2 separate regions of the Homo sapiens genome follow, and region 1 is linked to region 2. The links are chromatin contacts, found by Hi-C or POLR2A ChIA-PET in ENCODE. All regions are on one chromosome and are shown on one strand. The core of a region is the stretch at or near the end of the contact, and the rest is flanking DNA. Distances in the headings are between cores, read along the strand shown. Region 1 overlaps CASQ2 (calsequestrin 2). Region 2 holds the start of VANGL1 (VANGL planar cell polarity protein 1).

Region 1 (4,748 bases), core at 1,227-3,726, 86 kb after region 2:
TCCTTTGCAAGGCAGGGAGAGCCCTAAAAACCCACTTATCTTCTAAGGAAACAGACCTGCTCTACTCTGCTGTGTCAGACAGCGAGCTGGGCCAAGGCACTCAGCCTTTTCATAGACCCACTGATCCAAGAATTATAAAGTCTTTTACAAACAATGGGTCAGAGGGCACAGGGTCAGCTCATTCCCAGGGCAAGATGCCATTTCCTTCCTCACAGATAGCCACCACTCCAGAGAGCCCACAGCAGGCCTGGAATGAGAAACCTGAGGGGGAAAACAGGAAATCTCGGATTTTGTAGGTTAAAACTGCCTTTGTTTTATCATCTGGTGTATACATTGAAAGTCCTTTAGGGATATTTAGGGGAGCAGACAGGATCTATATTTTGCTCATAGTTTCATTTCTTTCTGAATATTGGCAAATAGTGCTGGACATATTAATATTTGCTCCTCCAAGTACTGCCTTCCTGAAGGAACTAGGACTGTCCAGGTGAGGGGGATCACAGTACTGCAGGTCCAATGAACACACTCGTGTACATGCCAGGTAGGGTGGAGGGACAAGCCAGTGAGTCCACTACCATGTTCCATATTCCCATATCTTCCCTCCCTCAAGAGCAGGGGTCAAAAAACTACAGCTGGTGGGACAAATCCAGCCAGGGCCTCCTGTTTTCCTAAATAAACTTTTACTGGTACACAGCCACACCCATTTGTTTATACATGATCCATGGCTGCTTTCATGCCACAGCCGCAGTTAAGTAGTTGCTACAGACGCCATCTGGCCCACAGAACCTGAAATATTTACCATTTTGTTCTTTACAGAAAAAGTTTGCTGATCCATGCTGGAGCTACACTAAGTGGTATCAAGCATTTCTCTCCCAGAAGTTCTATGCATAGAGTGTTCATCCTTGGCTAAGTTACTTAACTATTGAGTCCAATTCCTTGATCTGTAAAATTGGGATAATAATAATTACTCCCTAAGGTTGGAGATTAGATAAAATAGTTTCCCTAAAGCACTGGGCATGGTTATTGGTATATGGGAACTTTCACTAAATTGCTCTCATTCCTAGTATAGAATTTTATTTATATCTTGCCCTGGCTTTGAGGGGATTTGCTGACTGAGGGATTTATCAAACTCTGCTTGCAGGTGCAGACTTAGATTCAGAAGTAATAACATCCCTGCTAGTCATTACTGATCAACAAAGCCATACTACTGAGTTCTGTACTGCTGGGGTACTAACTAGGTTGTTGCTCTTGGCAGGTCTGAAATGTTAGCACAGAGAGGCTCCTCTCCATTCCCCAGACCCCAGGCCCCCAGCCCCCACATGCCATCTCAGGCACCTTTGGTGTTCCTTCACAAACTCCACCAGCTCCTCTTCTGTGTAAGGTTTGTTGGGGATGGCAATGGGCTCATCCATAAATGGCTCATAGAAGTCAACCTCATTCATCTTCAAAGATAATTTCTTTGCAACCTGTAACCATTAGAAATAAGACAAAGTTTATTTGAATACTAGTCTAGAATAGCAGTGTGTTGTCCATCTAAGATAAGTGTGTATGTTTTCCGGCAAAGACATAAAAACAGATGTACAGTTTTAACTTCAATGTTGAAGTGACAGGAACTTATCACCCAAGGCCTGGCTAGACTAATCTTCTTTTGTGATCAAAGAAGGAAAGATAGGAAGGAAAAAGACTTATCTAGCAAATGAGGGTCGGGCAGGGGCAGGGAGCAGTTGAGATGCGAAGTGGGAAATTTAATTCTACAATCACCATCACTCTACTGCATTTGCCAGGGCTGGATGGGAAGCAAATGCCAATGGAGCATATTTACTATCCTGTGTTGTATGGATTTAATGGAACCAATGTTGATAAAACAGGCAATTGATGGAGATCCTTAAGGCATATAGGTACTCAGAATCAGAACCCAACCCATTAGCCTGTCTTTGATCTGCTCATAGCCCTAATTGCTTTTTAGGTTGAAGTGCTGGCCCTACAGTTAAATCTCTCAGTACCCAACTTGCTTCATGGTTTGTCAGGCTTTGGGAGCTGCCCAGTTTGTCAGCAGTTATGAGGTGACTGACCATCTTGCTTTGTTCTGGGTGGAAGGGCTCCCTGGGATGCAGGACTTTCAGTACTGAAACTTGGACAGACCCCAGTAAGCCAGGATGATTTGCTCATCTTACAACAGATAAAGAGCTCGGAGAGCCAGCCGATAGCCAGGAAGACATTTTCTCTCTGGATTAAAGCAGCCACATGTTCAGTGTGTTGTCAAGGCAGAATGGTTGCTGTTTGCCTGCACAGCTGCTGAACTCAGGACCTCTGTTTGTGAAATGATTTCAGAGGCCTGGAATGTGCAACGCTCTATAGAAAACCAAATGCCACTCTTTTCTAGTTCAGAGCTGTGGTTCAAGAAAGCGCAGGGATGAACAGTGGTTCCCTTTAAGCTGAAGAGGAATTGCCTAAGAGCTGATGCACTGTGGTGGTAACCCGTGGTGCCGTGACCCAGGGCGGCTGCAACTAACTGGGGAAGGGGAGGAGCTGGGTATTGCATAAGCTCTTACACAAGGAGATCCATTCTGAGGAAACATTGATATCCATATGGTTTTTGTCATCAATTGCTATGAATTCCAGGTCACTATATTCTGAAAGGCATTTCATATAGTACTTAAGGGAGAGAAATTCCAGCATCCTACTCAGAGATCAAGAAAACAGGCCATGTTGACAGCTATAGTCAGTCAAGGGAGATTTTATTGTCAGGTTAATTTTAAGAGAGGGAGATGTGGAGTTTTTTCTAACTGTTTTTCCCTCTTCTCAGGGGTAGGGGGGTGATGTAGATGATGAGGTGATGAGGCAGGGAGCCAGAGTGGGCAAGAAAATGACATTGAATTCTGGTTTTCTGAGTTCACTTACTATGTATTCTAGGAACCAGAAGACTGTTTCCATGAAAGGAGAAGTGATCAGAATGAAAACAGTAATAATAACAAACATATGGAGTGCTTATCACGTGCCAGGCACTGCTGCCAGGTGTTTTAGGTTGATTCTTTGTTTAATTCTCACTTTGATTGTATGTGGTAAGAATGATTATCATAGTTATTTTACAAATGATGAACCTGAGGCACAATTTGGGTAAGAAATTTGTCAGGATCATATATCTGGAGGGAGCAGAGCCAGAAGTCAAACCCGCCTGGTGGTGGTGATAGTCTCGTCTCTGAATGCCAATGTCTGGGTCCACAGTGCTGTCTAAGAATGTAAAAATTGGATTGTCGTGTCCTTAATTTAAGTCTTGGAAATGCTAAGTAAAAATTTCCCAGGGATCTCTTCACTGTCTACCTACCACCATCATGGAGTGCTCTCATCTTGTATCTCAGAGAATCCCTCTCTTTCATTCTTTTTTTTTTTTTTTTTTTTTTTTTTTTGGTGAGACAGAGTTTTGCTCTTGTTGCCCAGGCTGGGGTTCAATGGCACAGTCTCGGCTCACTGCAATCTCCGCTTCCCAGGTTCGAGCGATTCTCCTGCCTCAGCCTCCCGAGTAGCTGGGATTATGGGCACAGGCCACCACACCCAGCTAATTTTTGTATTTTTAGTAGAGATGGGGTTTCGCCATGTTGGCCAGGCTGGTCTTGAACTACTGACCTCAGGTGATCCACCTCCCCCCTCGGCCTCCCAAAGTGCTGGGATTACAGGCGTGAGCCACTGCGCCCGACCCCCTCTTTCATTCTTATTATTCCTATCTTGGATGGTAAGGACTGAAGGGATTTGATTGGTTGAAGCTTTTATTCATTCATTTATTCAGTAAGTATTTAGTGGGGCCTACTGAACCCAAGGCATTATTCCAGGAGGAGATCTGGTTCATGGGTATTAGCATTATATAAGAATGAATTATATTATTAAGAACCAAATGGGTCCATAAAAATGAATTCTTTCATGCTTTTATCTGTTAACTAGTTGGAATAGATTTCAACAAAGATAAGAAAACTACAAAGTACAATGCCAATTTTCTGACATGTGCATGTATATGAATTTTGATACAAATCATTTTTCCTCCAGTTAGCAAGTCATTTTAGTTGTTGCCAATGAAACCAACTCAAGTATTAGGTTGGTGCAAAAGTAATCGCAGTTTTTGCCAAAAGTAATGGTTTTTGCCATTACTAAATTTAGGTCTTCCCAACATCTATCTTCTCCACTAACTTTGTTTAGTCACAGCACCCTTTGGCTCCAGTGTGATTTAAAAAAGAAAGTGATTTTTCGTCTCATTGTTCACTCAGACAGAGAGAGGAACAGGTCAGTGGGCGGGGACATGGGATTTTAAGAACTGATATTTTTCAGGCTGTGAGGTGCAGCAGAGTGGAACCATCCTTGGCCCTCTGACACTTTCTTGTTCTAACTGCTTCTTCAGAGAGGTTGGGCCTTCGTGTGGCTTGATTTAGGATTAGTATTAATAGATCAGTACTGGTCCTAAACCTCCACACCCTTTAAAATTCCTTGGGTGGCTTTTGAAAATGCAGATTCCCAGACACTGCCACAACCCTAAAAAATTAAAATTTCCAGGGCTGGGGCCCAGAGACCAATGGTTTTAAAAGCTTGTTGGAGGATACTAATATGGATAGTGGTTGGGAACTACTGACTGACAAATTTACATCAGCAGCCATGACATCTCACCCTCTTTACAGTCTTGCAACTCATATGATGTATTTATTGGTTTGTTTACTTTTGAACTTTCTGTCTTTCCATCTTCTCTTTCCCACAATAAACTTTAAATT
Region 2 (5,072 bases), core at 296-2,795:
GACTAGAATTGGAAATCCCTGGCCTGTTTGAACTTTGAAAGTTCTACATTTTAGAGATGAGAGAGACATGTTTTTATAATGTTCTACATTTCTGACCCTGAGTGCTGATTTGGGTGAATAGACCATTGGCTTTACCCATAGGAACCTGGCTGCCTGAGTCAGCAACATCTGCTCTCTGGAGCCTACTGGGAGGCTGGGGGTGGGGGAGGAAGATGGTCTAGGCCACTGAGTGGGGCAGCAGAGCCTGGGGACTAGGAGTGGTGAAAATCAGCCACATTGAACATATGGGTGTCTTCTCAAGGAAATGTGACATATGCGAGAGAAAATGGAGTCTAGAAGGGATGAGGAAGAGGTGATCAAGGGAGTGAGGGGTTCTTGGAGCCAAGGTTCCCTGATTAAGGCTAGTCAGGGTGGGCCTGCATTTCCCCACCCCAAATGCCCGCAATACTCCTGTAGACAACTCTTAGGAAATTCAGCACTTCATTATACACTGCTTCCACTGGAAAATCCTGCCACGTAAGCAGCTTTGGGTCCCAGCTAGATTGGAGATGATCAGTAAGGAACCCTAATGCTACCAACACAAGACAACTAAGAAAAGTGCAAATATTCATGAAAATCGTTGCCAACTGTTTTGTAATCCTCACCACAATCCTGCAAGGTGGACAGCAGCATCCTCACCACTTTTCAGACAGGTAAACAAAGGCTCAGAAAGGAAACAGTACCTGGTTGGAATCAGCACTGAAGCTTCAGCTACCTGCCTGCAGAGATGTGCTCATCTAGCAGTTTCTAGGAGACTAGGCTGGCGGCAGTGCCTGCTCTGATAAGGGAGGAGGAGGGGAGAGGCTTGCTGTGGTGGCTTGTAGGGGGTGTGTGTGTGTGTGTGTGTGTGTGTGTGTGTGTGTCTATTTGTGGGGTCATTTCCAGGGCTACATGTGAGTTTAAGTGTGTGTATATGGGTTGAGATATGGTGTATATGGATATTTGTCGGTCAGTTCTTGGAAAGTGTGTATATGAGTGTGTGTTGAGTGGGGTTGGGGGGTTAGTCCCTGAGCCGTGTGAATATGTGGATGGGGGCACTCGTGAGGGCAAATGGGCTCGGATTTTGTGCATGATTGTGTGTGTGTGTGTGTGTGTGTGAGCTTGAGATTCCAAGTATGTGGGGGAGGGAGGGGGCGGTGTCGGAGATCAATCCCTGGGCCATGTGTTTATAGTGTGTGTGTCTGCCCAGAAGAGAGTGGGTTACTGGGCTGTGCACGTCTGTGTAGGGTGAGTGTGTGTATGAGGGTGAATGAGTGTGGGAGGTGTCATTCCCTGGTCCGTGTGTAAGAGTGTGACCGCGCACGCCTTCGTGTGTGTCCCGGGTGTGTGGGGTCGGGGCGGTGACGAGGTGAGGGGGACGCCGGCCGAGCCCCGCCCTCCGCTGCAGGTGGGCCGGCCCCGCGGCGGGGCCGGCAGCGCTAGCTGTTCTTGGCTCGCGGCCGCGCCGGGCTCGCAGGGCTGGGCTCGGGCTGCGGGGCGGCGCCGGGACAGGAAGCGGAAAGCAGCAGTGCAGCGGCGGCGGCGGCGGGGCTCTGCCTCTCCAGGAGCCCAGCGCAGGCCGCAGAGCCGGGGCCGCTGTGAGCCGAGACCGCGGGCCGCGGAGCTCGGGCGGCCGGCGCGGAGGTGAGTCCCGCGAGAGGCCGAGCGCTGCGCGGCGGCGGTCCCCGGGGCAGACCGTTGGCTGGGAGACGCCCCCACCTCGGACCCCGCGTGCCCCTGCGCCCTCCTCCCGCATTCGCCCCGCCGGACTTCGACCCCGGGTGGCCGGCTCCCGCCTCGGGCCGGGGGCTCCCTCCCCTCCTCCGGAGCGCTCCGGGTAGTGCTTCCTCTGACTCCACTCTTCTCCCCATGCGTTGCGCCCCTCCTGGCCCTGCCGTGCGATCTCCGCCGCACCCCACTCCTTGGGGTCCCGGGGTTCCCTGCTCACACCTCGGACGTCCCTTTCTCCCCGGGCTGGCCTTTGGAGTGCGCCCCTTCGGTGCGCGTGCCGGGGCGGCGGGCAGGCCGGCAGGGAGTGGCCGAGCGTTGGAGGCACCGGGCGGCTGCAGCAGCCGTGCAGGGCGGGAGCCGGGCGCGCACCGGGGTTCCCACCCCTGGCGGGGCTCGACCCGGGCGCCGCCTGGCCCTTCGCCAGGAACCGGGACAGAGCTGGTCTGTGTGCACACCTCGCTCACAAAAAATTGAGCCGGCCCTGGAGGCCTGGGGGGCGAGTCCGGTTGCGCCTCGGAGAGCGCAACAGGCAGGTAGGAGTTTACTTTCAAAAACGCCGGGGTGGAGCAGAGGCGCCTGGCGGGTCTCTGCCCAAGGTGTCCCTGCTGGAGGAAATCTCACCGCGCCGGGGCAGCCTTCGCCACCGGCAGGACCTCATTTCCTTCTGCAGTCTTTGAACTGCCCCAAGCATCGCGCCTAGAGAAGTGTGAAGCTTTATAAAAATTTAAACGCGTCCGTGGTGGCGGCAGCAGTGGGGCGGAGCCGCGGCCTGGCTGCTGTGTGATGAGCAGATGAGACTTGGAGCTGAGGAATCTGTTGCTCAGTTTTCACTTCTCCAAACCAGGTCTAATGCCCACGCTGCGAAGGTGTTGTGAGCTCTCTTAGATTCTCCTTAGGAAGTGTTAGAGCGCCTTATGATGATGATTGTGTAGATGGCCCATGCATTTTGTTAAAACTCTTGACCTGGCTTTGGTTAGAAATGAATGTATTCTTAGACACTTAGTCCAAAAGCTAACAAACTGTAAAAGAATCTGGCATTTTCACTGACATGTTTATAAATTTTACGGGGCTGCTGAAAAATATTATAACTTGTATCACCAGTCAACAATGCTAATTAGCATTCTCCCGTCAGTGGGTGGGTTGAGTACACAGCTCCCAGGCTCTGCAAGTGAGATGGCAGAAATTGTCTGAATACAGGGAGAGGTAATTAGCCATTTTCTGTAACCACTAATTATAGAGTTTTTAGGGTTGAATTAAATCAATGTGATATAGTTGGGGCTTTGATTTGTGGGAGGAAACTGTTTCTTTTTCCAGTTCAAAGAAATAACACGCTTCACCTATCCATGAGCATTAAACATTCCCAAACGTTGATGTCTCTCAGTATAATTAGTGAAAACACTCAGTGTGGAATTTCACTATTAACAATGTTGGCAGTGAGGCTTGCTTGCAACTTAATTTGTAAGTAAAATGGGAGAAGAATTTTGAGAGTGATATATTTGTAAGGACTGCTTGCCAAGCAGTACATTTTTATTGTCTTATGTATTAAGCAACAGGACAAAACCATAAAGGAAATTTAAAGTTTCTTTACCAAGCAACAATTCCATGTCACCCTTTGTTTGAAGGATAAATGTGTTGAATGAAGAAGGCATCCTCCCCTTCATCATCCCCTTAACACACTTATATACACACACTGTGCTTGCTACCCTAGGCCTTATCAGCTATTTTGGTGGGATGGGCCCTTGTCACATTGTGTTTTAATTGGAGGTCTCCACATTGGGGCTGTGAGCTCATTGGGAGTTAGAACTATTTTAGATCCATTTCTTTTCTCCTGAGTGCCCCACGATGCTTGGAACACTGAACCTGTGAGTAGAAGTTGAAATTGCAAAATTCTTAGTGGGGTTATATGTGGTTTGGGACAATTTGTGATTGTTGCTTATACTCCTCTATATAAACAAACAATTCTAGTAATTGCTACAGTGCTGTCAATTTTCTGTAGCTAAGAACACAGGTTCTGGAGTTAGACTCTCAACGTTTAAGCCCTGGCTCCTGTGGCAGTCTGGTTTCCCTAACTAACATGATATTAATGTCTTATTTTTCTTAAACACTTGTTATGCGGATTAAGTGAGATATTACATGTAAGTGACTTAAAACAGCATCTAACACATAGTAAACACTTGACAACTAGAAACTGTTAGACTATTACCATCATCTCTGTAAAATCAGCTAGCTGGTTAGGGTCTCGCTGTATAGGGCATGTGATTTGGGCATCATGCTATTCTATTTTCCTTAAGATGGAAAAGATTAGGTGGGCTTGTGATTGGACCATGTTTCTGTTAGCAATATTGGTTTGGTGTTAGCAGTATTGGTTTGATGTTAGCAGTATTGAAGTTTGATGCAAGGATACATGTGTGTGCTGTTGTCTCTAGCAGTGTCCTTCTGAATCCCAGTTACAGGACAACAGTGATCAGACTCTGTACCATCAGATTTACAGAGGAGATAGTACTCATGAGATCTATTTTTCTGAAGTTTAAATATCTGGCAGGGAACAAGGGAGTCACTTGCAAGCAAATATACATCACATAACTCCAGACATGTTAACGATTCACACCTCTTCAGAAATCTGTACCCAGCTGCTGGAGGTGTTTCAGGGGTAATTAATGACTGGAGCCAAGAGAAGTTATTCTGGCAAGGTGAGTTGAAATCATTGGCGAAACAAGTAAAACAAAGTTGACATTTTCTTTCCTTGTAAATAATGACCCAGAATCATTCATTTATAAGCTGTTGTAATAAAAGAATCATTGGGTTTGTCACAAATGCCATAAGCCCAGCAGATCCTCACATCAGTGACCTGCATGATGTTTGGTGGTTTATAGGCCACAAGTTCAAAATGTTTTATAGATTTGCCCTGCATCTCTGCCCGCTCCTTTCCAGCCCATGCCCCTCCAAATAAACCCACTAAAACACACACGGTTTCCTCTGGTCTCTCTGACATTTGCTTCCAACCTGGGGATGGTAAATAGAGGCCTGTAAGAAACAGAATAGAAATCACTTGTTACTCAGCTATAGCTAATAGTAGCAGTTAAAGGTGGTAGCAGAGACCAGAAAAATGTGTATAAGTTCAGTGAAAATGATACAGAAGTTATATGCCATACAACCCCTTCAGTTCTTCCTAACTGAAGGAATTTTACTCTAGTGAATACTAGTAGTAGTTGACAGCTGTGAGTGCCTACCACGTGCTAGGCACTGTTCTAATAATTTTTATGAATTATCTCATTTAATACCTACCACAGATCTATAATATAAGTAAAATAAAATCTGTTGTT

The links. Hi-C counts contacts between places; a loop is a spot of excess contacts on that map. ChIA-PET counts read pairs that join two places held with the same protein, here RNA polymerase II (POLR2A). Pooled maps may share reads with other maps.
Region 1: a pooled map shows a loop between it and region 2 (2.6-fold over the local background). The contact joins the enhancer-like site here to the promoter of VANGL1 in region 2. A Hi-C loop is called at or near these places in 2 of 168 maps with a recorded cell type or tissue (Caco-2 and PC-3), 1 of 37 single-sample maps with no recorded cell type and 3 of 50 pooled maps. POLR2A ChIA-PET finds 5 or more read pairs at or near these places in 2 of 52 experiments (MCF 10A and activated T-cell).

Annotation. Positions count from the first base shown.
Region 1 is chr1:115,725,660-115,730,407 of GRCh38, forward strand. It overlaps CASQ2 (calsequestrin 2), which reads right to left. Exons shown (of 11, transcript NM_001232.4): 6 at 1,333-1,463. Among named protein-coding and RNA genes, the nearest start is that of CASQ2, 41 kb to the right of the region's middle. Within about 2 kb of position 2,477, at least 20 of the 41 ENCODE cell types and tissues checked have a DNase peak (open chromatin) inside an H3K27ac peak, as active enhancers do.
Region 2 is chr1:115,640,425-115,645,496 of GRCh38, forward strand. It overlaps VANGL1 (VANGL planar cell polarity protein 1), which reads left to right and starts at 1,546. Exons shown (of 8, transcript NM_138959.3): 1 at 1,546-1,662. RefSeq lists a silencer at 1,278-2,267 and an enhancer at 1,403-2,161.